2 separate regions of the Homo sapiens genome follow, and region 2 is linked to region 1. The links are chromatin loops, found by intact Hi-C in ENCODE. Cell type or tissue: A673. All regions are shown on one strand.

Region 1 (8,000 bases):
TTGTGTGTACATACACATTTGTGTATTTGTCTATATCTCCATCCTAGTCATTTGGCCTAATATGGAGTGAATAAGTAAAATATCACTGCTAATAGATTTCATTCCAAAACTGCCAGCTCTATGATGAAAAATTCGGCTTACCGCTGCCCAATCTGCTTCTCCACTTCAGTCTGGCAAACTATTCACTTATTAAAAGTATATCTCTGTAAAGCCTTTTTGATGGGAAGGTGAGACACTTGGGGAATATCATATTATAAATTCCACATTGAGGTCCTCTCTTCTTATGCTCATTTTGATACAAAGTTCATTTACTATGATTGTAAAAGTTAGATTTGGAATGGAAAAGAAGTGGTGTCATGTAAGGACAACATGATGCCCAAGATGAACACATATCATATCCTACCTCCGGGAGGAGCTGGCTTAGGTGGTCAATCAGTCCCATGGTGCTAAGTATATGTGTCTGCTTATGTATATCATCTCTAATGGTTGTTGAATGACTTACTCTATTTTTTTAAATGATAAAAACTACAAATTATATATAATACAGAAAAGTGTTTATCATCTACACATTGTTAGCTATTATCTTAGTTATTAAAAATATTGATATCATACTCTGTTTGTTGAGTTTAAAAGAAACTTTTAAGCTATTTTAGTATAATTATCAATTGTCCTGGAGTGTGAGTCCTAGGGAAAACAATTCTTCTATCAAATTTTTTTAATTTCCATGGAATTTTATAAAATAATTATTTAACACCATTGCCATGTCAAACAATTAGTTACACCATTGGCTTTTTGAAATATGGTAGTTGTCACCTGTCTGATGCCAAGTGTTCTACTTCTGGTGGCTTAATAGGTAAGCCAGATTTGATTGTGTGAACTCTAATCGTCTCAGGGTGCTTTGCTGTTTGATTTTGTTTTAAATAACAATGGTAGACAAATTTTATCTCACTCATAACTTCACATATTCCATATCCATCTCAACTTGGTTGGTCCCTGTTACCTGGGACAGAACTCAAATCAAAGGTTTTAGATTAAAAAGTCATTACGCTTATTATAGAGGTTGGCTGCAATCTTAACCTGTCAAGATCTAAACAGCCTGCCTTTAGCCTCCAATTTTATGGTCTTATGAGAACGTTTCCATGACTAAATTCCTGTTTCTGTTTATCTGCCTGATTTCCTGTCCCATTCATTCCAATATGGACTATTTCCATATATATATATATATATATATATATATATATATATATATATATATATATATATATATTCTATATATTTCAAGTATTTCATGATTTTAGGACCTTTGCTAAAAAGTTGGACCATTAAGGAAGTGGTCATATCATGAAACACACTGTCTTCCATTATCTCACCAGCTCCAAACCCTTGGCTTCTTATTTTCTCTCAGCACTTGGCTGTTTTTCAGAATAACTCACATCTTTTTTTACATTTTCTCAAGGATAACTTTTTTTTTCTCCTAAATTCAGCCCCTAGTCCTTGCCTTTCTTTCCAAAATAAGCCTCTTAAGGAACTTCCAAATACAGAATACTCCCTAAAGGTAAATCTGGAAAGTGTAATTTCCTCCGTGATTAAGATTATTCATCACCCTATCGATTGCTAAGGTTATTTTCTCTGCTGTCATATCTCACGAAAAGCTTTGATAAAACTGAGCAAACATTGTAATATATCCTGAATCTAGCCACTTTTCTCCCCTTCCACTGTGACTATCTGTCCCGGTCACCATTGTTTCCCAACAATCCAGTTGGGAATAATCCAATTCCCATAGCATTCTAAATGATCTCCCACTTGCACCCCGATCCCCTACAGAATATTCCCAACCCTACAGCCAGAAAATCCTTTTAAAACATATGTCACTTCTCAGCTTAAAACTATAAAACTTGCAATGGCTTTATATTTGACAGAGTGAAAGCCGAGGTCCTTCCAATAGCCTAAAAGATCTTATCTCTCTCTGGCTTCTTCTCTTTCTACTCCCCTAACTCCTCCTTGAGACACTCCCGGCTCACAACACTTCATCAGTTCTGGTGATTATCTTTGCTTTGTTTGCTAGCTCAGAATAATTTTTCCCTGGTATAAGGTTGTCCTGCTCCTTCACTGATACCAAATCTTTCCTTAGTGAGGGTTCCATGGTCATTTTACTTAAAATTCCTCACTCAACACACACCACTAATCTTCATTTGTTTTGTTTCTGTAGCACTTTTGACCTTTTAATTGACTCTATTATTGCCTATCTTCCCCCTTCATCCATGCTTAGAATATAAGCTAAATGAGAACAGGCATTTCGTAAAAATTGGTATATTCTCAGAACCTAGAAGGGTTCTTGGTACACAATAGTTGGCAAATAAATATTAGATAGCAAAAGCAACGAATAAATTAGTGAGATTATTTCATATTCATGCTGAGATCTACCTTTAGCTCAGTACATTAATCAATGTTGTTTAAAATTTGATTAGGTACATAACTTTATTTATTCATTCAACTACTTTAGGGACACATTGATAAATAGCACTTAATATGTGGGAATACAAACAAATAAGTGAACATTTTAAATGATAAATGCTTTGAAGGGAAGAAACAGAGTACAGTGATGGAGGATAGCTAGGATGATCCAACTTAAGTGGTTGACCTATCTAAATAAAGTGGTATCAAACCAAAATATGCAGAATGAGGTGTTTGCCACATGAGGAACAGGGGTAAAAGCTTCCCAGAAGCAAGTTACAGCACATGCAAATATCCTGCAGCAGGAAAGAGCATTTGAGGGACTGAAAGGAATACCTGTAAATGGAGCCCACTGAGGGAGAAGGGTTTCATGAGAGGAAAGTGAATAGTGAGGTGGGGCTGAGATTATGCTGGGCCTTGCAGACCATGAATAGGGGTTTAGTGTACATTCTAACTGCATTGGAAGTCACTGAAAGGGAGCAACACAATCATCTAATTTTTTTTAAATGGTCATTTTGGCTTCTGAGTAGAGAATAGATTTGAGGGAACAAGAGTGTCTTAGGTTCTATGAACAACAGCTCAAGAAAGATGAGAAGATACAGGTTTTTAAAATATATAATCATAAAACAAAAAGTTAAGGCACAAAGCAAAATTTAGAATATAAACAGAAAAAGTGAATCATATTTCCTTTTTTTTCCCCTCTCTGCTCTCTACTTTCCTACATTTCCAAATAATTAGTGTTAGAATATCTTAGTATTACTTAGGGGAAGAAAATCACAGACATGAACATACATACAAACATAAAGAGAAAAAAGAGAAGAAAAATTCAAAGTAAAATGTGAACTCTGCTCAGTGGATTTAAAAAGTAATTCATTTACAATTGAATTTTATTTTTTAAAAACCAAATTGCCACTGACATTAAATTTAAGTCACATTTGTTTTGGAGGCTATCCCAAGTTAAAGTATAGATATGAATAATACAATATTTTGTTTTTTGTAGTTTTCCATTATTAAAAAAAATCCAAACAAATACCACCATGACAGTATATAACAGAAACACAGCAATAGTGGTTAAAATATTTATCTTTGATTACAGAACTGAAGATTAATAAGTTATCAACATTTAAAGGGAGGATTAAACGCCGAAGAAATTTAACATGCTTCTTCCATTTATCAGTGTCTATTGTGAAAACTTCAAGTTACCTATTTTTTTTTTTTATCTTCAATGGGATAAAGATCCTTTGTCTACAGTTTTGGTTGTTGTTTCTTTGAAAATCTATGCTTGTGGGAAATTTCAGAATTAAATGTAGAATGAGGTTTACGTTTGATTAGTCCATTGCAACTGAACACAGCAGGAAGAGGCCAGCAGAGTATAGGGTGGAACTAACATTCATGCAATATATAGGGTTGCCTACTGATAAATTGTGTGTCTGAGCCTTTTGCTTTCTTGGAAACTATTTTCAAGGTTGGTATAAGGCTGTGGAATGTTTTGTGAAATCACTAATGGTTTTCTAGACCTATATTGAGTATTTAAAAATGTCTACATTTGTATTTTGTGGTTGGTAAAAATGATTAATAATACTTTGCTGTTAAATAAAATGTCAAATTATATAATCTTCACAAAACTAGTCATATTTTCCACCAAATTTTCTCAGTTCTCCTAAGCCCTTCTACAAACAAGGAGGCCTTTATGTAATATCTTGGCTTGCTCAATCAACAGAATGCTATGAAAATAACTGTTACTAAAGGTTTTAAACGAATAATGAAGGTTGGCTGAATTAAATGCCCTCCAGCTTATGTTTCCTTCTCTGACCCTAAGGCAAAAGGACACTCGCAATATCTTTTTATTTTTATTTGTAGTAATTACAGTGGGCCCATATGATTTTAAGAGAAATTTACACCAGTTTCAAATCCTTCATTGCCACTAAAGGCAATCTAATTGGCAATGATTCCTTAATGTGGATATTGGTTTTGGTTGCTGACTCCTTCAAAAACAACATCTTTTCTCATGTGGAAATAATGCCTGGGAAAGAACTAGAATGTCCATGTGACCAATGAGGTCATATCAGCCTTGAGTGGGTTTGGCTGCCTTGTCTGTTAATCTCCTGGTGCCAAGTTAAACACAGCCCAGAGAAAAATTATGTGCTCCATTTATTATCATGCACATCCTTGGAATGAACTGAAGGGGGCAATATCGACTAAGAAAATTCAGCAGGGCAGTACTTAAGGAAATAAACTTGGGAACACTGTAACATTAAGATAAAAATCATTTTTGTTTGCCAGCTGCTACTACCATTACACACATATACACATACACAATGCACAATAAAGAATTACTGAGGGGCTCAAAGTTTCAAATATCATGGATTGTATTATGAATTATATTCATAGATTATAATAACAGCCAAGTTGGTTTTTGTCTGTAAAGTATACTTTAAAAAGTACATTTTAATAGTTTTGGCACAAGTTTAGCTAACTGTATTAGTCTTTCTATCTAACTCACTATGTGGGAAGTCCCTCACATAATAGATTTTGGTTGTTTCACAGCAAACATGATTTCTTCTTTCAATTAGCTTAACGTAGACAGATAAGAGTAGATAAATCAGGCCTGAGGTACCTCTCCTTCCAACAGCACTTTTGCTATTCGATTTCCTCTAGCCTTTATTGAGGAAAGCAGACATTCTGGCAATAATATCTTTAAACTTGTGCTACAGGCCAGGCATGGTGGCTCATGCCTATAATCCCAGCACTTTGGGAGGCCGAGGCGAGAGGATCACTTGAGCTGAGGAATTTGAGACCAGCCTGGGAAACACAGGGAGACCTTGTCTCTACACAAAATTAAAAAAAAAAAAAATTAGCTGGGTGTGGTGGCATATGCTTGTGGTCCCAGCTTCTCGGGAGGCTGAGGTAGGAGGATTGCTTGAACTTGAGAGGTAGAGGCTTCGGTAAGCAGTGATTGCACTGATTGCACCATTGCACACCAGCCTGGGTGACAGAACAAGACCCCCATGTCAAAAATAAAATAAACCTGTGCCACAAGTTGTCATAAGTTTATATTTAAATGACAAATATAGCAAACATAGTTTTTCACTTAGGAATATTTGTATGTGAATGAATGTGTGTGTGTAACTTTCTGCATGCAATATGGCTTCTAATAAAATAGAATACCAGCGTCTTCACAACTTAGAATTTTACTGAAAAAAAAAACTATATTATATAAACGTATACCTGCTCATTTTATAATAGTAGTCAGGCCACTCTAATTTTCCTGTTCCAGAAAGTGTGTTATTCTTGACCACTCCCCTTTCCCTGGATAACTTTATTTGCAACAAAAATATCTAGTCTCTCACTTCTACTACTGAACTGTTCATTTTATTCCCCATTCTAAAATAAAACTCTTGGGAGGATTACAGTTAGTAGTATACCTGGATGAGGTATTATTTGAAGAACAGATAATTTAAGGAGGTGAATTTTGTTGTTTTGAGTGGGGAGTGGGGATCCTCAATAGTTGTATTTTATACACACATAAAATTCTACATAAAGACAATTCTATATAAATGAAGTAATATAAATGCAAACTAATATTAATACAAGATAAATGAGATGTTTGTAGATAATTCTCTCCATAGCTTAATTTCTCTACCCCTAAAATGAGAAGGTTGGACTAAATTAGCCAAGGAGGGAATACAAAATATCAATACAATCACTTCAGAGACCTGGAATCGACACCAGAAGTAAGGACTTGATTATCCAAGGTCAAACTGCTCAAGAGAGCCAGAGTCAGGCCTAGAACCCAGGTTTCCAAAAGTCTAGTCCATGCTTCCTCCACCAGAAAAATACCGTATTATTCCTAGAATGAATGCTGTATCCAGATACTTGCTGCTGTTAGTCAAGCCCAGTGCTCAAGTGTCACATTGATGACAAGGTACATACAGAGATATTTACTGAGCCAGACTAAGGGCATCAAAGTTTCCAAGCACACGTGTAATGAAATGTCCTCCACCAGTCAAGGAGGAATGAAGAAAAAGCAAAACAAAGAAGGGAGTGAAGGAACGATACATAAGAGAAAGATGGTTCCATTAAGGACAAGGGGCAGTCATAAATATGGAGAAGATGGTATGGGGAGCTGGATCTGTGTATGCTTGAGGAAAGCAAAACAAAAAAGCAAGCAATTTTCTGTCTATTGCCGGTAACTCACTCTCCTTCTGCCTTCGCTCATTGGGCAGGCTATTCTGAGAACCTATGATTTCCTTTCTCCCTTTGTTTTTTCTCTTTGTTCCCTTTCAGCCAAACATCTGTTTATTTTTATTGATTAGTTTAATTATGAGATATTAAAAATGTGCTCCTACTAATTTCACTTTATTTTTTTCTTAATTAGAAAACAGTATAAGAATTGGCATTGTCCTGAGTTGGGCCTAAATTGAACATTTTTAATTATTTTATTGTATAGCAAAATCACTTACCTTAAAATTAAGGGCCGCCTACAATTACAAATTTAAAGGATTACACAATGTTCCTGAGACACTTTTTAGCAATTATTTATAAAATAACATAGCATATAAATATCAACTCACCACCTAAGGGATCCCAAGTCTAAGACACACCCGCTCTTCTCAGTACCTTTTTCCAATAAATCATTAATCACGAAGATCTTATTCTGCCCCTAGGACACACTGTTTTAGTCAATTCAATGCTCTTATATTTAAAGTCCTGAGAAGAACCAACTTGGCTGAATAAAGTAGCAAAGATCAAGGTCACAAGATTTCATAGGATGATTTATATGTCTTTTGTCATCAACCATGTTGATTTCAAAGACATCGGTAAAGTAAAGTATCAATCCTGGATTCAATTCAAAACTACGGATATGTGTTGCTTTAGGCTTGGGGGCAATCTTTTTTTATCTTACAAAAAAAGAAGACTATGGTCTAGGAGAGTATACAGTGTTGTAAAGAGCTGATGTCCTTTTCCAAATATGATACTACTATTTGCATTCACATATGGTTAGAATGTAATTCATATATCATTCCCACTATGCACACTATGCATTAGTGGAGTCAGTTCTCTTGTTTACTGCTTCCATTGATTTTTACAAATCTAACTCTGAAATGGCACTACAATTGAAGCTTTCCCCAGCCTCCTCTTCATTTTTTACACATTCTTAGCTCTTTCCATTGCTCTGGTTGTCCAGGCATCTCTAATTATACTACCTATTATAATTATAATGAGCAGATTTTCAGTTTTTCCCCTATTCATATCCATGATTATTAAATTCTCTATTACTCCTCCTTACCAGAAAAGATACTGTTTGTCAAACACCCAAAAGAGATATTGCTGTGGTGAAGTCATTACTGATTTCTAAAATGATCAGAAGGAATTTTCTTGATTTAGCATTTTGTGTCTATTTAAATGAGGTTAATGAATTGAAGAAGCTCTCCTACAACAGAGCATGTCAGGTTAAAATGACCATCTATGAGTCTTTGGATTCATAACACCTACAAATACATAAAAACACAACGCAGGCAGAAGAGCACTTTGCTCTGACTACA
Region 2 (8,000 bases), 180 kb after region 1:
AATGGTTTCCACCTCCATCCATGTCCCTGCAAAAGACATATTCTCATTCCTTCTTATGGCTGCATAGTATTCCATAGTGTATATGTATCACATTTTCTTAATCCAGTCTATCATTGATGGGCAGTTGAGTTGATTCCCTGTCTTTGCTATCATGAATAGTGCATGCAGCAAACCACCATGGCACACGTTTGCCTATGTAACAAACCTGCACATCCTGCACATGTATCCTGGAACTTAAAATAACGCTTAAAAAAAGTAGAAATTTAACTGGGTTCTTGTAAGATTAAGTGAAACCATCAAGAAATATTTTGGATCTTGAGACTTCCTATAAATTACTCAATAAATGTCAATTATTAATAGATTCCATTAAAGTTACACACAGACTTTTGTCATTTCACTGCAGTTCCAATGCTTATAATTGTGCATGACCTCAATAAAATACTTTGTGAAATCCGTCAACTTTACAATCTGCCTTTAGCTCATTATTAAGCAATGGGCTCCTGATCTATAGCTCTGTTCTTTTTTTTCTTTTCTTTTTTTTTTTAATCTGGTAAACTTGAATTGGACTTAATTTCATTTACTTGTTTGGCTCTCTTTTTTTTTTTTTTTGAGATGGAGTTCCATTCTCATTGCCCAGGCTGGAGTCCAATGGCGCAATCTCGGCTGACTGCAACCTCCGCCTCCTGGATTCAAGTGATTCTCCTGCCTCAGCCTCTCAAGTAGCTGGGATTACAGGTGCCCAGCCACCGTGTCTGGCTAATTTTTTGTATTTTTAGTAGAGGGGGATTTTCACCATGCTGGCCAGGCTGGTCTCGAATTCCTGACCTCAGGTGATTCAACCGCCTCGGCCTCCCAAAGTGCGGGATTACAGGTGTGAGCCACTGCACCTGGCTCTCTTAAAAAGGTACATTTTGCAATATCTATTAGTAAAACAAAAGAGAGACATTGCATTTGTAGAATCCTTACTTAGTTGAGAGATAGAAGAAAAATACAGGAATAAAGAAATGTTGCTTTACAAAAGCCATTTCCATGGTGTTTAGTTTCTAATGGCAGAAGTCATGAAAGGGAGACTTTTAAACAAATATTGTACTGCTAATTAGGCCAGAATAGTCTCAGAAGCTTGACTTCAGCCTACCCTGATGCAGTATTTGTGATGCTGAACAGAATTTTAATATTTGTCCATCTCTCATGGTAAAAATGTACCCTCACATAGCATTAGATAATCCTCCAGTATTAAATATATCTAACTGAAAACTAGGAATAGGCTGGGCATGGTGCCCAGCACTTTAGGAGGTTGAGGCGGGGGGATTTCTTGAGGCCAGGAGTTCAAGACCAGGCTGGGCCGCATATTGAGACCCCATCTCTACAAAAAATTAAAAAGTAAGCTGGGCATGATGGCTTGTACCTGTAGTCCTAGCTATTTGGGAAGCTGAGGTGGGAGAATCTCTTGAACCAAAAGTTAGAGGCTGCAGTTAGCTGAGATTGCTCCACTGTCTCCAGCCTGGGTGACAGAGCAAGACTCTGTCTCTAAAACAAACAAAAAACCAAAACTAGAAATAAATCATTACTTCCAGTTCTGCAAAGAAGCTAAATTTGTACAAGTATTGATATGTTTGTTAGGCCTCAAATATTCCTTAAATATTGATCATTACTCACTCTGAAATGGTTAACCTAACACACACACACACTATGACATTTGATAAGTGAACTGAATATTCACAGAACCAGTGTTTTACTTAGTGCTGCATAAAAGGTATTCATATTACATGGACGCCAGCTTCTATTTATATTAATTTAAAAATAAAAGTAAATAAAGCATGGCAGATATGTTAGAAATTGAAATAGATAATGGTGTGCATCAAAGTATAGAGAATATATATTATCAGTAATATTAATCTCATTTAGTTATTTGTAGCAGTGGATTCTGTGTCACCAGTTGGAAGGCTCTTTATCAGTCTGTTAATATTCCGTTCATGATTTCATTTTCACGCACATACTTGTAAGCTATGAAAACCTAGACTAAGAAATCAGAATAACTTCAAATTACTGGGGCAGTTAATTCAATTCTAGAAGTCCTTAAGCTTTCCATTAATGCCGCAGCCAGAAACTGGAATGTTTAATGTATCACTTTTTATAGAAAATAAATTTTTCTCTCTGTGGAACTGTATTACAGATAGTACTGCTGAGTTGTTTTAAAGTACAAAAAGAGATCCTGAATGGTGAGCAAAATTCTCTCTCTCTCTTTTCTACTTCAGGGAGAAAAGATCATAAAGGCTCAAAATGAGTGAATTAACAGCTCAATTTCCTGGAAAAAAATCAGTAGTTTTATTTCCATTCTCTTGTTCTACATCAGAAGTGGACAAATGCCATTTACTCTGGGAAATGAATAAGAAGGGGCTTCTTTGTTGGGAAATCCTAGTTATTTGTGGGATTTTTGAGCCTTTCTTACGTTAACATATGAGAGGGATTGATAGTTCATGTTAAAGCAACCTCCTGACTGCACAGGGATAATATAGGAGCTGTTTACCATCTATGGATGTTCAAATGTAAGGTCCTATCTGGAGAGTACAGGCTAGTAGCACATCGTGGGCCTTTCCATTTCAAAGGTGGTAAATCATTGTGAACTCTTCTCTTTTGAAATTTCACCCATGATTTTATGAACTTAATCCTATTTTATATATTGTAATTAAATAGTCATTAAACCATCTTCTTTTGCTGAGGACAGTGATGTAATTTCAGGGCAAGTGTTTACCAATGTAAGGCTATGAATTGATTGGTTATAAGTGAATATAACCTTTCTTCTTCCTTAACACTCCTCTATAACCACAAAACAAAGACTGGACTAGAATAAGTTTGTTATATGATATACGAGTTCTCTGAAGACTATCTGGAATGCTGTCTTTTCTTCTCCCTTTGGGATGTGCTCACCACAGAACAACCAAAATTATCTTGTAACAACATGACAACTTTACAATTATTTTTCACTCAAAACCCTTGAAAAAGTCCTTATTGCATTTAGAAAAAATTTTTATTTTTTTTACCAGGTCCTAAATGTAGGTAAAATATTTAAAATCTGTCTCTGCTTAGCAATTAACCCTTATGTTATCTTTGTCCCATTTGCTCAGCATTCTCTTGCAACACTGTCTTCCTTCTGTTCTTGGAATATGCTACTCTCTTTGCTCACCACAGGATATTTGTACATGCCATTCCCTCTACTTTTCCCTACTCTTCACATATTTATGTCTTTTCTTATCCCTCAGATTTTAATTGATGCATCACCTCCTTTGATGAGATCTACCTGAAATTCTGTGTTAGATTTGGTTTATTTCATGACATTTTTCACAACTTACGACAATTTTATTCAATTGTTTGATGGCTTCTTTATGGTATGGTTCCACCCTTCCATAGAGTCGAAACACCAATGATTCAAGAATATTTCCCATCTTGTTCACCAAGAACAAAGTCTAGTACATAGAAGTCAGTAAACAAAACTGGATTTGTCCTCATTATTCCTTACTTTTCATGCTACCTTTCATTATTAGAAGTAATTCCTTTTGTAGGGATTGAGGTTGGAGACTTTGGTAATGCTATCAGTTTGTTGGCTACAGTAAATGAAATGACAAAATATCTGAGTGGTTTGAGGCTTGGGTTTGTAACAAATGCTGAAGGGCTCAACTAGTAGAGCACATTTAACTGCAGAGGGCAGTGCTGTCTAATGTCCTGTATGGCAATCCCATGATTCCTAAACTAATGCTGTTTATTTCACATTCGATGTCCTTTGATGGATGCTCTAAAATTCTTTCATTACTGTTTTAGCAATGTGTTATGCAATTACACTTTAGAAATGGCAGTTCTTATAAGAAATATCAGAGTTTTAGCCACGGATGCATCAGAGTGTTTCTTACATTAACTGGATGGCCTTTTGGAAATGAATTTTTTGAAAAATTGTGGATACTTTCACTGGGTTCTAACTTCTGATTTCACTTCCTTTAATCTCTCCTTTAAAAAATGCTTTTGGGATTTAATCAGACTTAGCAGTAAATAATGCAACTGCCAACCAGCCTCACTAATTTTTAGAAGGCTAAAGTAGATTTTGAATCTAAAAGTGCTTTCTCTCATGCTCTTGCCTACAAATTTTCTGGCCTCTTGTCTTCCTTAATCCATTCATATTGTATAACACTCTGCCAGATTAATCTTCAGAGCATATCTCTGGTGCTGCCACTCTTTTCTGAACAATCTGTGAAGATGCCTGGTTGCTTAATTAGAATTACTTAGTCTTTAAGACCCTCCTAATTTTGTTTGATATCACCTGTCACACCTTATTCTAAATGCTTCCCTATTAACTTGAAAGAACTCCAAACTTACCCATCACTGTCCACCTCCCAGGTCTTTGCTTGTACTGTTACCAGCCAGTCAAGCCTGCATTAGGGAGAGACCCTCTAAAAATCTGGCAGAGAACTAACAGGTCTGGATTTCTGCCACATCCTTGGCCTCACATTTACTCTTTGCATATTGGCAAAATCTGCTTTTACTTTCATGACCCCTACTATTGAACAAATTTTATGAGATGAGGAGAGAAAGGTTTGCTTCTCAGAGAAGTGACCAGAGAAAAGAGATGCTCAATGTCAGGGAGGAAAGGAGCAACTGTAAGAAAAATGGGTTGTCTTTTGCTACTTTTTTCAATATTTGATGCTAATTGTTTTAGTAATTAATTTTTTTGTCTTCTCCTACCCTTAAAAAATATGTAATGTGTTGTTAGCCTCTGTATGTCACATCTATTCATGTGGAATATTCAGAAAATATTGCTACCTTATCAAGATGAATTTGTATTACAGCTCCAGTGAAACTGGAAAATCCAAATTTTTATTTCCAATAACAGAACATGGTGTGTTAATGACAAATTAAAAATGAGTTTTTCTTTCTTTCCTTTTCTCTCTTCTCTCTTCCTTTAGACAGGATATGTTTTCTCCTTATTAGTGAATCACACCATTAAGCAGTTATATATATGAAAGAAAACACAAGGTAGTGTAAGATAACTCAAATACATTATTTTTGTATTCTATCATCTATCTCTCTATCTATCATCTATCTATCTATCTATCTATCATCATCATCATTATTTAAACACACATTAGAATAACAATGCATGGTTAAAACATTTATTAGAATATACACAGAGAAATATTCCTTTCCTTAGTTTGTGGATTTTTGAGGTACAGTTAGACTCAACTCTTCATTTCAAGAAAATGAAATTATTCAGCCATGTTTGATTCTAGAACATTAATTTTTTCATTTTCACTTTTAAAATTTTAATCCATTTGGAAGTTACCTTAGTTTAAGATGTGTGGTACAGACCTGCCTTTTCTTTGTCCAGATGGCTAGTAAATTGTCCCTCTGCAGAGTTTTCTAGTCTAGAGATTCTCATGACATCCATGAGTATTAAATGAACCCTTAAAATTTCAGCAAATTTTTGCATTACTGTGCATTTATCTTAGAGGGACAGGAGACTCACAAAAATAATTCTGGGGACTGAGAATACCCAGTTTCCTCTTCATTACTATATCTAAAAATAGTTGTTGCTTTCTTCTATATTTTTCCAAAGGATTTTATGCATATACAAGTAAATATCAACAGATTTTTAATTTTTTCTATCGTTTCACACATAGTATTGTGTTTGTATTTTTCATTTGACAGTATATTATATATTGGATGTCTTTTTATAACAGTATAAAAAGCTTTTTTGTTCTTATTTATAGCTGAGAAGTATTCCATAATATGGTTGTAACTCAATTTATTCAGCAAATTCCTACTTATGGACATTTAGGTGTTTTCCAGTCTTTTACTGGAAACAGTAACAAACTATGCTTCAATAAACAAAAATTTGCAAAAAATACTTAATATATTTTCAACTATATCTGCAGGCTAAATTTCACTCTTAAATACTGGATAGTTTTATAAGTTTTCTGACACTACTGTAACAAATTATCACAAATGTAGCTTCTTAAAATAAAGCTGATTATATCAGAAAAGTTCCTTTTGCAAATTAACATATTTACAGAATCTGGAGACTATGGCAGGCACTTCACTTAAGAGCCATTCTGCCTACCATGCTAGAATGGCCCTTAATATGTGTAGAGTTGAATATATTTCTAAATTTATCTTTTGATGTTTATCTTTTTTATAGTCAAATTTGTTACTCCTTTTTAGTTTGTGGATTTTTGAGGTACAGTTAGACTCAACTCTTCATTTCAAGAAAACGAAATGACTCAGCCATGTTTGATTCTAGAACATTAATTTTTCCATTTTCACCTTTAAAATTTTAATCCATTTGGAAGTTACCTTAGTTTAAGATGTGTGGTACAGACCTTTTCTTTGTCCAGATAGCTAGTAAATTGTCCTTCTGCAGTTTTCTAATCTAGAGACTCTCATAACATCCATGAGTGTTAAATGAACCCTTAAAATTTCAGCAAATTTTTGCATTACTGTGCATTTGTCTTAGAGGGACAGGAGACTCACAAAATAATTTTCATATTATAGAAATAATATTAGGTGATTTACAAAACTGGGGTGCCTGACTTGCATGATGTAGGCTGAGTCTCTGAGTTTGAGAATTTTCACCTCTAAGATGAGAGTGGTATGATTTCTAAAATTATTTCCCATTATAGAAATATGAGCTCCACCACTAATTTTTTATAAATTGTATAGATCTTTAAAATAAATCTTTCCTTAAACCAAATAAATATAATGGAGAAATGGCATAGAAGATTGTGTATACTGGCAAAAATAGAGGATTCTCTAGTTACAAGCCAAGTTTTTAATTATATTACATTTCAATAATTAAAACATTCACTTTCGGTCAAAATTTCTTCAAATAGCAAAATGCATTTTGACAGCTGTCGCTGAATTGACAAAAAATCCCCACAAATTTAACCAAAAACCTGCCGTGAATTTGCTATTATTATTAGTGATTGTGAAGCATTTTTAACACGTTGACCACGTGGTATTATAAAGTTATTACAGGCAGAGCTTTCAATTCTTTAAAGTTAAACTGTATCTTACTACTTCCAAAGTAAAAGAAGTATACTGACAATAGCTAGCAGTTTGATAAGAGCAGGTCACTATAACAGTTGAACCATCTCTGTCAAAAGGGATTCAACACAAGCCATTTTGGATAAAAGTGAGATATGTTCTAAATCCCAAGGATTCTAGCTGTTTAATTTGAAGTCTTTGGGGAGTAATTTAATGAATAGTTTTACTTTTCTTGGACTTAATGTAGTACTGAATTTAAAGACAATGTAGGAAAGAATAAAAGTTAATACAATTTGAGCCTTTTCAGTATAGTAGTTTACTTAGTGCGTTGTTAATACTGACATATTCTAAAGTTGTCAAGTCATGTTGCTCATAAATCACACGCTTATTTAAGCCATTAATAAAAATGCTTGTTATGTGCTAAGAGAAACAGTAACATGATTAAAAATCTATACATATTTTTTGTACCAACTAATATTTCTTTTATTTTCTGTAATTTTACATTAACATAGGGAGTGATTGTCATTAATTAATTAGTTGTGGGTGCTCTTATGTTTCTGGAAGACTGTAATGAAAAATGACAACCACAACTGAAAAAGATATATTTAAATCAGTTATTTGAATGTAACTACTGAAGAGAAAGTAAAATAGGAAGATTGAGACTATCGAATGTATTCTGAAGTGTTTTGATTCTGGATAAAACAGAGTAAGTGCACGATCATGTCTCTCTCACAGAGTACCACTATAAAACCCAGACAGAATTTATGGTGTGGGTATTTCAGTTCTCCGAAACAAAAAATTGAGGGCTAAAAATATAAAGGCTGGGCACAGTGGCTTACACTTGTAATCCTAGCACTTTGAGATGCACAAGCAGATGGATTGCTTGAGCCCAGGAGTTGGAGACAAGCCTGGGCAACGCAGCGAGACCCCATCTCAAAAAAAAGAAAAAATAAATAAAATAAAAATATCAC

Evidence for each region. Hi-C counts contacts between places; a loop is a spot of excess contacts. Peaks named below come from ENCODE experiments on the same cell type or tissue, not always from the same donor. Only the 100,000 strongest peaks of a DNase experiment are listed, where the experiment ranks them.
Region 2: a loop joins it to region 1, with 4 times the contacts of the local background. A loop is called at or near these places in 3 of 110 quality-filtered maps.

The regions. Positions count from the first base shown.
Region 1 is chr5:86,676,294-86,684,293 of GRCh38, reverse strand. No RefSeq gene overlaps it. Among named protein-coding and RNA genes, the nearest start is that of SNORD138, 60 kb to the right of the region's middle. In A673, a CTCF peak has its summit at 4,629 (motif pointing right); a DNase peak (open chromatin) is centred at 4,613; H3K27ac peaks cover 614 bases.
Region 2 is chr5:86,496,829-86,504,828 of GRCh38, reverse strand. No RefSeq gene overlaps it. Among named protein-coding and RNA genes, the nearest start is that of COX7C, 120 kb to the left of the region's middle. In A673, a CTCF peak has its summit at 3,694 (motif pointing right); a DNase peak (open chromatin) is centred at 3,708.